Linked DNA regions of Homo sapiens: region 2 is linked to region 1. A link is an interaction called in ENCODE POLR2A ChIA-PET data of the cell type or tissue named here. Cell type or tissue: B cell. All regions are shown on one strand. Each heading gives the region's core, and the rest is flanking DNA. Links, peaks and the distances in the headings are about the cores only. Region 1 overlaps NPHP4 (nephrocystin 4). Region 2 has its middle 8.1 kb from the start of KCNAB2.

Region 1 (5,366 bases), core at 290-5,289:
AGAGAGAGATGGAGCCCCACGAAACTGCTGCAAACTAGAACAGGTGAGCCCCAGTTGCCTTTAGACCATTAGCATATCATTATAATGCTAAAGACCATTCTCCAAGAGAAGACCACCGCGTGTTCTGTACAAGCCATGCCTGGAGAAGCATGTTATGATCTGCGTCAATGTGCCTGGAGTCCCACCCTCCCGGCCTGTACCCAGTCCTTCATCTCCATGCCTCCCACTGTCCAGGGAGAAGGTGCCTTTAAAGTGAGGGCTCCCTTCTCCACTCCCTGGCCAGTGAGTAAAACCTGACTACCTTTTCCAATTGGATATTCTTTCTTTGCAGCCGACACAAAGTGGGAAAAGAACTCGGTTCTCCAGTGACAGATCCACAAGAACCCAAAGAGAGAGGTTACCTGGTAGCAGGTGAGGGGATGGGGAAAGGAGACCTCACTCTCAACTTTTTATATGTATATATTTTATATATATATAACACACATATAAATATACTATATATAAAATATATAATACATATATATTATATATATATATATATATATATATTTTTTTTTTTTGAGGCAGGGTCTCACCGTCGCCCAGGCTGGAGTGCAGTGGTGCAATCATGGCTCACTGCAGCCTAAAACTCCTGGGCTCAGCAATCCTCCCACCTCAGCCTCCCAAGTAGCTATGACCACAGGGGCGCACCGCCATACCCAGTTAATGTTTGTATTTTTTGTAGAGATGGGGTCTCACTATGTTGCCCACGATGGTCTCAAACTCCTGGCCTTAAGCAATCTGCCCACCTCAGCCTCTCAAAGTGTTGGGATTACAGGTGTGAGCCACTGCACCCGGCACTTTTTTATACTTTTGGATTCTGAATCATGTGAGTGTATTGCCATTACCAGCAAATTTTGGGAAAAGCCCACTGCAAGGATGAGTGAAGGGCCCCGCAGCAGGTTCCTCCTCACAGCCTCCACTCAGGGCCAACAGCTTCCACACAGACGCATGGACATGTGGACTGTGGACGTGGAGCGAATGTGGTGGCTGTCTACTTTGTTCTCAGGATACTTCTGGACAGAAAATCCCAGCATATGACTAATTAGATTCAGTTGAAAAATAACCTAAAAGCCAATCTTCAGCAACGAAATGAAGTTCCTGACTGGTTGTTCTCAGTAAACTAAAAATAAAATCCTGAGCCCCCAGTGGACTGAAGGGACCTCCTCTTGGCCTAGAGGACTCCAGAGCAGCCTTGAAAACTGAGTTCCAGGAGTGACAGGAGGGGACCAGACAGGCCTCCACATGCCCCGGCCCATGCTAACCACCGTTAGCCTTTCTTCCCTCAGGACTGGAACCAGCCCTTCTAGAGACTCCATCGCTGCTGCTGCCCAGCGATCACCCACCGCTCTCCCTCTTCTGGATAGTCTACGGAGGGCATGCAGGGAGGGCTTTCGTGTCCCCTGCTTCACCTTTTGACATCAGAGGCCGAGAACTTCCCCTCGGGTCCTGCCAGTGCCACCACGTTTTGAACACTGTGTCCCATGAAGCGGCATGGGACTCAGCTGCGCACGTGCACGCTTCTCTCATAAACACGCAGGACTCCTCCTGGGCTTATTAAAATAAGCAGGCTCAGCCCCCACTCAGCAGAAATTCCTCTTCCCTCTGCCCCTCTCTCGAAGGGTCTGTTTCTGGCTTCTGGCTGGAGGCTACACTTCCCAGCCTGTCAGAAAGGCCACCTGCAGGCTGCAGCCCTTTATGAGAAATGAATCTCTCCTTTCCAGTCTCAGGAACCTCATCACTCTTCAGCTGACATCTCCTATCACGAGATTGTCACCAAGACCAGTGAGGGGCAAAGGGAGTGGGTTTGACGTTTTGTTTTGTTTTGTTTGAGACAGGGTCTCACTGTGTCACCCAGGCTGGAGTGCAGTGGTGCAATCTCACCACACTGTAATCTCTGCCTCCTGGGGTGAAGTGATTCTCCCACCTCAGCCTCCTGAGTAGCTGGAACTACAGGCACACACCACTACACCTGGCTAAATTTTTGTATTTTTTATAGAGACAGGTCTTACTATGTTGCCCAGGCTGGTTTCGAACTCCTGAGAGCTCAAGTGATCCACCTGCCTCAGCCACCAAAGTGCTGAGATTACAAGCCTGAGCCACCGTGTCTGGCCAGGTTTGACTTTTAACACAAGCCACGAGGCACACATGACATCCCCTTCGAGGAATCTGGGCAGCATCTCACCTCGAAGAGACAGAAAAGTCACCCTCCCCAACAGATCCACCTCCGGCCACTCTTCCCCACCCACACTCCCCCAACTGCTAGGCAAGCACAGCCTCTGTGCTCTGAGCCTCCCTGATGTCCTTCTAGCCCACTCCCACCCCTCCCACCACACGCCCTTCCTGTCATCCTCCAGGCAGGCAGCAGCAGAGCAGACCGTCATCCCCATCCTTCCCAAATGGCTCCCTCTGGCTGCCTGGGAACGGCTGGTCACTGAGGAACAGCAGGAAGCTCCCCGCCGACCCCTGCTCTGCTCTAAGGCGGCCTCTCAGCCATGGGGCCTTGCCATGCTGGAGATAACCGACGGCTGTGCGGTCAGAGGTTTGAGACAGCCGGTGGCTGGTGACAGAGAGCTACTACTTCATCTGGTGAGCAGAGCTGTTCCCCTCCCTCCAGGTGGCTCTCACAGGCGCTCCCGTGCTCATCCCCACAAACCAATGCCCTCCCTCAGGGCTGGTGTGTTTCAGTTCTTTACTTTCTGCCAAAAGTCCAAGGCCACGAAACATCTGCCAAAACCTCTTAGATAAATTAGCTAAGCAGATAGCAGTTTACACTGAGAAAGATCCCATTCAGAGCTAAAGGTGGGGAACACTCAGGGAAGGCACGAGAGCAGTGAGTGCTGCCAAGGCCAGGTCTGGCTCTTACGCTCTGCGGGGTCCTGGAGAAGCGGGTGCAGGAGGGCTCTGGGGGTGCCATGGTACAGCCGCAACCTGGAAGACAGGACCCAGAGAACAGTCGTCAGCCACGTGCGCACTTCTCAGAAGGAAAGCACATGGAGGCCTCAGCCACCACCACGCCCACTAGAGCTTTCTAAACTCCACCAGTCCCATCCTCTGCGGAAGGCAGAGGCAGCTGAGGCCAGCAGCAGCTCCCCAAGCCGTTGGTGCTTGTGGCCAAGCATGTCTGGCACACACGCAGCCCCAACCAAGGCAGCCTGAGAATTGAGGAGCTTTCCTGGAAAACACCATGGAAATTTACAAAACTCTGAAATGTCTCAAGACAACATCTGAGGAATTTCCACAGCTGTATATCTGGAGCAGTGGTTCTCAACCAGCGATGATTCTGCTCCCTAAGGCACATTTGGCAATGTCTGGAGACATTTTTTTTCGTTTGTCACAACAGGGCCAGGGAGCAGGGAGGCAGTGCCCTGGCATCTAGTGCGTTGCCAGGGATGCTGATAAACATCCTACAGCACAGACGACAGCCCCGCGACAGCAAACAATTATCCATTCGCAAGTCAGTGGTGTCAAGCTTGAGAAACCCTGACTTGGAGTAAACATGTAGGCTTTAACCCTAGCTGAAAGGATGATGCGCCAGCCTATCCACCCGTATGCCCGGCTCCTACACAGAGCCTGGCACGCGACAGACACTCAGCCAGCGTGTGCTGAATGAACACCTACTGCCTGCCAGGCACCTGTGAAAAACACATCGCTCAATATTCAAGCAGAACTTACGAGATATGCATTATCATTACTCCTCATATACAGATGAATAAATTCAGGGTCCAAGAGCTCAAATCACTTACCTGAAGTCCCACAGAGAATCAGTGCTAGAGTACAACTTTGGCCCATATCCATACTACCTCAAATCCATCACTGGTGGTCAAAGCCAGCCCTTACTCCGGCCTAAAGAACAATTCCTTAAGTCACTTAGAAATGGCAAACCCAGCCGGACACAGCGGCTCACGTCTGTAATCCCAACACTTTGGGTGGCTGAGGCGAGCAGATCTCTTGAGCCCAGGAGTTCAAGACCAGCCTGGGCAACATAGGGAGATCCCGTCTCTACTAAAAACACAAAAATTAGCCAGGCATGGTGGCACAGACCTGTAATCCCAGCTACGTGGGAGGATGACACACAGGAATCGCTTGAGGCTGGAGGCGGAGGTGGCAGTGAGCCAATGTTGCACCACTGCACTACAGCCTGGGTGACAGAGCAAGACCCTGTCTCGAAGAAAAAAAAAAAGGCAAACCCCCAAGCAAGACACATCCCACACTATGCTATTATGGACACACAACTTTAGATGACAAATGTACAGCCTTCTACTGCCACCATAAGACGAGCAGTTAAACCACCATAGAAAGATGCTGGAATCTGGCCAGGCGCAAAACCCCATCTCTACTAAAAATACAAAAATTAGCCAGACATGGTAGCAGGTGCATCACTTGAGGTCAGGAGTTCGAGACTAGCCTGGCCAACATGGCAAAACCCCGTCTCTACTAAAAATACAAAAATCAGCTGGGCGTGGCACCTGTAATCCCACCTACTTGGGAGGCTGAGGCACGAGAATCGCTCGAACCCAGGAAGCGGAGGTTGCAGTGAGCCGACATTACACCACTGCACTCTAGCCTGGTTGACAGAGTGAGAATCTGTCTCAAAAAAAAAAAAAAAGACAGACGCTGGAAAACCCCAGGGTTGTAGAAACAAGGCAGGTACCTTTTGTCCTGGGAAGCAGAGATAGGAGAGTCCGGCTGGTTGCTGAAGATCCGAAGAATTCCAAACCCACAGGACAATGTCTGGAGGCTCCCATCCCGTTTCTTGCCCTCAGCGACCACTTCCACCACAGCCACGATATGAGGGTGGTTTAGGGATGTGTGAAAATACAAGGGCTGCAGAACAGAAGCCAGAGGATGGTCTGAGTGTTCAGGACACACACAAAGAGGACATGGGCGCTGTCCCCACCCCCGAGACCGCCTTCCTACACGTGCCACAGCATCCGGAACCCTCTACCATGCCCTCATGTGGTGTACCACATCTCTGCAGGATGCCAGGGAAGCAGGCACACTGAGGTAACTCCCTCAGACTGAAATGTTGGTGTCGGAGCTCTTTATTCCAGAGCACCCAACAACCAGGGCATCAGATGTCTGCTTCCGCTCCAGGAACTTTCCATTCCCTAGGAATTCCACCACAAGAAACACCAACAGATCCCAGGCCCACTAGAGCAGAATGGGGCTAGAGCAGCTATGCACCCAACCCTGCAGGGGGACACACCAGGTAGGACCATGGTTAGATCAGCCCAAGACGTAACACATCCACCACTAAAAAGACACGCACGTGCTGATCAATTCATGCTCCTAGTATCGCCTGACACTCAACACAGACAACTTCG
Region 2 (5,366 bases), core at 63-5,062, 70 kb after region 1:
GGGAGCATGCTCAGGCAGACCACGGTGGTCAGAAGTTGAATTCGGGCCGGAGGAGGAGGAGTGCATGAAGCCCTGAGGTGGGAGTGAGTCTGTCTGCTGGGTTCACAGACCCCCAGGGAGCCAGTGTGGCAGGGGCCAGTGTGTGAGGGGCTCAGCGGGGGATGTGGCTAGAAAGGTTGTGGACCCACTGTTGAGATTGGACTTTGGCTCTGAATGGAATGGAAGCCATTGGAAGGTTTGGAGTGAAGCAGTGACATAATCTGACTTATGTTCTGGGAGGATCACCCTGGCCGCGTAGAGTCTGCCGGCGGGGGTGGAGGTGGGCGCAGGGAATGCTGTGAGGAGCAGCATGAGAGCCGGTGGCAGCTGGGCAGGAGAGGAGACAGGGAGAGGCACGGGGCCCCTGGCCCAGGGATGGATTGGATGTGGGAGGCGGGACGTGGGAGGAAGGGAGGAGTCGGGGTGACTCCCGGGAGTGGGACTGACACCTGGGAGGGTGGGGAGCTCGTTACTCATCTGGGGCCACCCTGGGAAGAACTGGGCTGGGGGTGAGGGCAGTCGGGAGCTCAGTGTCTGACCCAGGAATCCGAGGCACACGTTCCCCACCCTCATAGCTGAGCCACACAGGCAGGAAATAAACAGCTCTGGGGTTCAGGGGAGTGGTAGAGGGGGTGGGGTCTGCAGCATGGGGACGGGGTTCAGAGCCACGAGATGGGTGGAAATCTGAGGGGCTTTGTGGGGATGGAAAAGAATATATTCAAGAGCTGAGCAAGGGCAGCCACTGGAGGACAGCGATGAGCAGGAAGAAGCCCAGGAGACTGAGAAGGAGTGGCTGGAGGGATGAGAGGGGAGCGTGGAGTCCTGGGAGCTGGGGAAGCCGCAGGCAGCACCTCTGTCACCCCGATACGATGGGCACCGCTGGACCTAGCAACGAAGAGGTCACCGCAACCTTGGCAAGTGCAGTTTCCACGGAGTGGTGAGGGCAGAGGCTGATTGGAGTTGGTTTATAAGCCGGAAGAAGAAGAGGAATCGCAGATAAGTGAAGGAAAACTTTTTGAGGAATTTTCTCAAATGGAAGGCAAGAAACAGTGGAGAAGAAAGTGGGTCTAAGAAACTGCTTTTTTAGGCCGAGTGAGGTGGCTCACATCTGTAATCCCAGCATTTAGGGAGGCCGAGGCGGGCGGATCACTTGAGGCCGGGAGTTGGAGACCAGCCTGGCCAACATGGTGAAACTCCGTCTCTACTAAAAATACAAAACTTAGCCAGGCATGGTGGTGCACGTCTGTAATCCCAGCTATTTGGGAGGCTGGGGCATGAGAATCGCTTGAACCCAGGAGGCGGAGGTTGCAGTGAGCTGAGATTGTGCCACTGTACTCCAGCCTGGGTGACAGAGTGAGACTCTGTCTCAAAAAAAGAAAAAAGAAACTGTGTTTTTTGTTTTCTTTGGAGATGAGAGAAATAATAACTTATTGGGTGCAGCTGGCAGTGCGTCCTGAAGAAGGAGGAATGGGCTTGGGATGCCCTTGAGTGGGTGTGGGGCTGGGGACAGCCATGTGACCATGGACACTGTGGGGCCGGTTCACTGGGTAGCCACAGGAGGGAAGGCAGGTGGCTTTGAGCACAGATCGTGTCGCTGTGTGTGGAAGGTGGCTTCTGATTGCTTGTGTTTTCTCAGGGGTCTGGGAAGCAGCAGTGGCAGCTGAGGGTGGGGTGGGAAGGGAGGAGCAGCGAGGTGTCCCCTGAACCTGGGAGAGAGGATGCCGTAGAGCAGGTGCCCATAGACTCTTTCTGTAAAGGACCAGATAGTAAATAATTTAGGCTTTGCCAGCCAGCCAGTCTCTGTTGCAGCTCCTCAGCCCTGCCCTTGGAGCCCAGAAGCAGCCTGAGAGGATTCGTAAACAGGCATGGAGGTGTTCTAATGAAACTTTATTTACAAAAATAGGCAGCAGGCTGGCTCTGGCCTGCTTAGACTCCTGGCCCTCAACCTCGCCTCTAGGCCAGGGGTCTTCAAAGCATGGTCCCTGGGCCTGCAGCATCAGCGTTACCTGGAACTTGTGGGAAATGCAGATTCTTGGACCCCCACCCTATGTTCATGGAGCCAGTGACTCAGTCCCTGCACTGTTTTCCAACCCAAGTTGAGTTTGTGATTCCGGAATTCTGGAAGTTAGCTCAGCACCTAGACCCAAGAGAGAGTGAAGTGTGGGGTGGGCTACATGCCCTGTTAAAGGCACAGGCATCCCAGCCCCCATCCCCTTCTGCAAGGCTGTGTGAGGACATCCTGCCTCCCGTGGGCCGTGTTTGCTTATGCAGCATCCATGGGAGGGCTCCCTGGGGACGGGCTGTGGTGATGACTCTGCTCTCAGCAGAACCCTCCACTCTGAAGCCCTGGTTTCCTGTCCACGTCCCTCAGCTACTCAGGGGAGCCTGGGGGCAGGAACTCCATTGCTTGTAGGGGAGCCTCCCACAGCAGCAGGGCTCAGCCAGTGTTCCATGCAAGAAGAAATGCACTGTCCTCCGATCGAAAGCACAGCATCTTTAGGAGTTTAACGACAGTTTTTTAACGACTTTAGTGAGATGATTTGATTTCCTGCCTCTGAGTCATCTAAGAGCAAAATGCGTGAGCTGCTAATGGGCTCAAAGAGAGGCTGCCTTTGAGGCCCCTCCAGCCCCCCAGTGCTGCAGGGATTCAATCACCCCAAAGCCAGGTAACCAGCCTTGGCCTCCCAAAGTTCTGGGATTACAGGCATGATCCATCGTGCCTGGCCTGAATGAGGGTCTTTTTTTTTTTTTTTTTTTTGAGGCGGGGTCTCGCTCTGTCACCCAGGCTGGAGTGCAGTGGCGCGAACTCGGCTCACTGCAAGCTCCGTCTCCCGGGTTCACGCCATTCTCCTGCCTCACCCTCCCAAGTAGCTGGGACTACAGGCGCCCGCCATCACACCCAGCTAATTTTTTTTGTATTTTTTAGTAGAGACGGGGTTTCACTGTGTTAGCCAGGATGGTCTCGATCTCCTGACCTCGTGATCCACCCACCTCAGCCTCCCAAAGTTCTGGGATTACAGGTGTGATCCACCATGCCTGGCCCAAATGAGGGTCTTTAAGAATAAAACTCCAGGGGATCGTCACCAAGCCCCACCACTTCCTCTGAGGTTAGCATAGTGCTGGATCTTCTCTGCATCTTCTGTCCTTGTTTTTGGTTTTCATTTTGGTTTACTTGAAACAGGATCTTGCTCCATCACCCAGGCTGGAGTGCAGTGACACGATCATAGCACTCTGCAGCCTCAATCTCCCAGGCTCAAGCAATCCTCCCACCTCAGCCTCCCGAGTAGCTGGGATTACAGACATGCATCACCACGCCCAGCTAATTTTTTTATTTTTTAATTTTTTTGTAGAGACTGGGTCTCTACAAAACAAATGTCTCTGTGTTGCCCAGGCTGGTCTCAAACTCCTGTGCTCAAGCAATCCTCCTGCCTCGGCCTCCCGAAGTGCTGGTATTCCAGGCTGGTCCCATTTTACCAGCAGGTCTACACATGTGCTCACATCGCTCACTCAGAGGAGACCTCCGTTATTAGGGGGACCTAGACCTGTGCTGCCTTGACCCCAGGGACAGAGGTTGTTTGGGAATCCCCTCCCTTACTTTGATTTCTTCCGAGGAAGCCGGCTTCCTGGTGACGGGAGGTCACTGTTCTGGGGAAAAAGAGTGGGAAAAACAAAGCCAATCAGCCACTTGGCTAAGTGTCAGGTTTCCCAACAACTTCATGGGTTGCTGTGGATGGGCGGGGCTGTTTTGAGCCCAGACCATCCCTTTGCCTGTGGGTGTGGGACCACGTGATTTTGGATCAGGGGTCATTTGTCCTTCCAGAAGCCAAGCCCTGTTCCAGGCATGGGGGTGCAGCAGTGAGTGAGACCCACAGAACCACTGCCCTCCTGGAACACACCCCCCCCAGAGAGGGAACTGGGGCACCACAGACCCGTGTGCAGGCAGCAAGGGCGTGGTGTCGGCCGGGGAGCAGCAGGGACCCCTGAGCCCCACAGTCGGGGCTCATGGCGCTGAGAAGCACTGCAGCAAGGGCGCAGCCAGTAGGAGAGGAGCCGCAAGCGCAAGCATCCGCAGACAGTGTGAGCTCAGCGTGCTGGGAAGGCGGGGGCCTGGGTCAAGGGCCAGGCGGCAGAGCATAGGGGCCTGAGGGGGCAGTGCCTAGGAGTGGGAGGAAAGAGCATGGGACCAGATTCACTTTGGAAATAGAAGCCCCCAACCAGCAGCCAGCCAGGTGGAGGAAGGCGTGCAGAGCTGAGAGGGTTCAGGAGGCGGTGGGGGGAGCCACTGGGAGGGGACCCAGGGGTTCAGGTGAAAGACAGCAGTGGCTCAGCCCAAGGGTGGCAGCCAGAGATGTGGGTGGACGGCTGGATATTGGCAGCCATACTCATTATCAATGCTGCTGTAACAGCTCATCACAAACCCTGCAGCTTCCAACTGCCCAGAGTGAGATCTCCTGGTTCTTGTGGGTCAGGCATTGGGGCAGAGCAGGGCTGGGTCTGCTGTTTTGGGACCCCTGAGCTGCAGTCGAGGTTCTTGCCGGGACTGGGCTCACCTTGGAAACCTCTGGTAGGAAAGGATCCACTTCCAGGCTCCCTCGTTCGTTTGAAGGACTCCTTTCTTTGGGCTGTTGGGCTGAGGGCTCAGCTTCTCGCCAGCTGTCGGCCCGAGGCTGCCCTCAGTTCCTGCCCCAAGGGCCTCTCCAACACCACAGCTTGCTTCATCAGAGCCAGGAGGGACAGTCTCTAGCAAGACAGAAGTGACAGTCTTGCCATTACCTTTGCCGTGTTCTGCTGGTTAGAAGCGACTTGCTAGGTGCAGCCCACACTCCAGGACAGGGGCTGCCCAAGGGCAGGAATCCCAGGAGCTGCGGACATCAGTGGCATCTGAGAAGCTGCCTGACTTAGGAGCTCAATGGCAGCACCAGGAAGCTGCACTGGGCTGGAGTCAGGGCAAGGGACAGTGTCAGCGATGACCCTGGGGGACAGCAGTGCAGTCAGGAGCTCAGAAAGTACACAGATGCCCCCTGGGCGGTCTCTTCTGCACCATGTGGGCAGCAGAAACTACACCTACGGTTTCAGAACAACAGTTGGGGTGGTGTGGAAGGACCTCCACGACATATAAGGTGGGAGTGTGGAGTGATGGAGTGTGGAAACCCTTCTCACAGTTGTCACCTGCTCTCCAGCCCCTCCTGAGCCCGTGGACCTGCCTGCCTGCCGTGTGTCTGTCTGTCGTCTGTCTGTCTGTCTCTCTGCTGAGGGGCTCCCCGATGCCCTGAACCCAGACAGCCTCCTCAGCCTTTGTGATCCCAGAGTCTCCCGGCCAAACCTGG

What was found. ChIA-PET counts read pairs that join two places held together with the same protein. Peaks named below come from ENCODE experiments on the same cell type or tissue, not always from the same donor. Only the 100,000 strongest peaks of a DNase experiment are listed, where the experiment ranks them.
Region 2: POLR2A ChIA-PET joins it to region 1 with 9 read pairs; 3 of 35 experiments call an interaction of 5 or more read pairs at or near these places.

The regions. Positions count from the first base shown.
Region 1 is chr1:5,964,394-5,969,759 of GRCh38, forward strand. It overlaps NPHP4 (nephrocystin 4), which reads right to left. Exons shown (of 30, transcript NM_015102.5): 4 at 4,694-4,866; 5 at 2,906-2,970. Among named protein-coding and RNA genes, the nearest start is that of NPHP4, 25 kb to the right of the region's middle. RefSeq lists an enhancer at 2,650-3,149. In B cell, for the core only: no CTCF peak of the experiment used is centred there; no DNase peak of the experiment used is centred there.
Region 2 is chr1:6,035,096-6,040,461 of GRCh38, forward strand. It overlaps a transcript of KCNAB2 not described here. Among named protein-coding and RNA genes, the nearest start is that of KCNAB2, 8.1 kb to the right of the region's middle. In B cell, for the core only: no CTCF peak of the experiment used is centred there; a DNase peak (open chromatin) is centred at 2,366.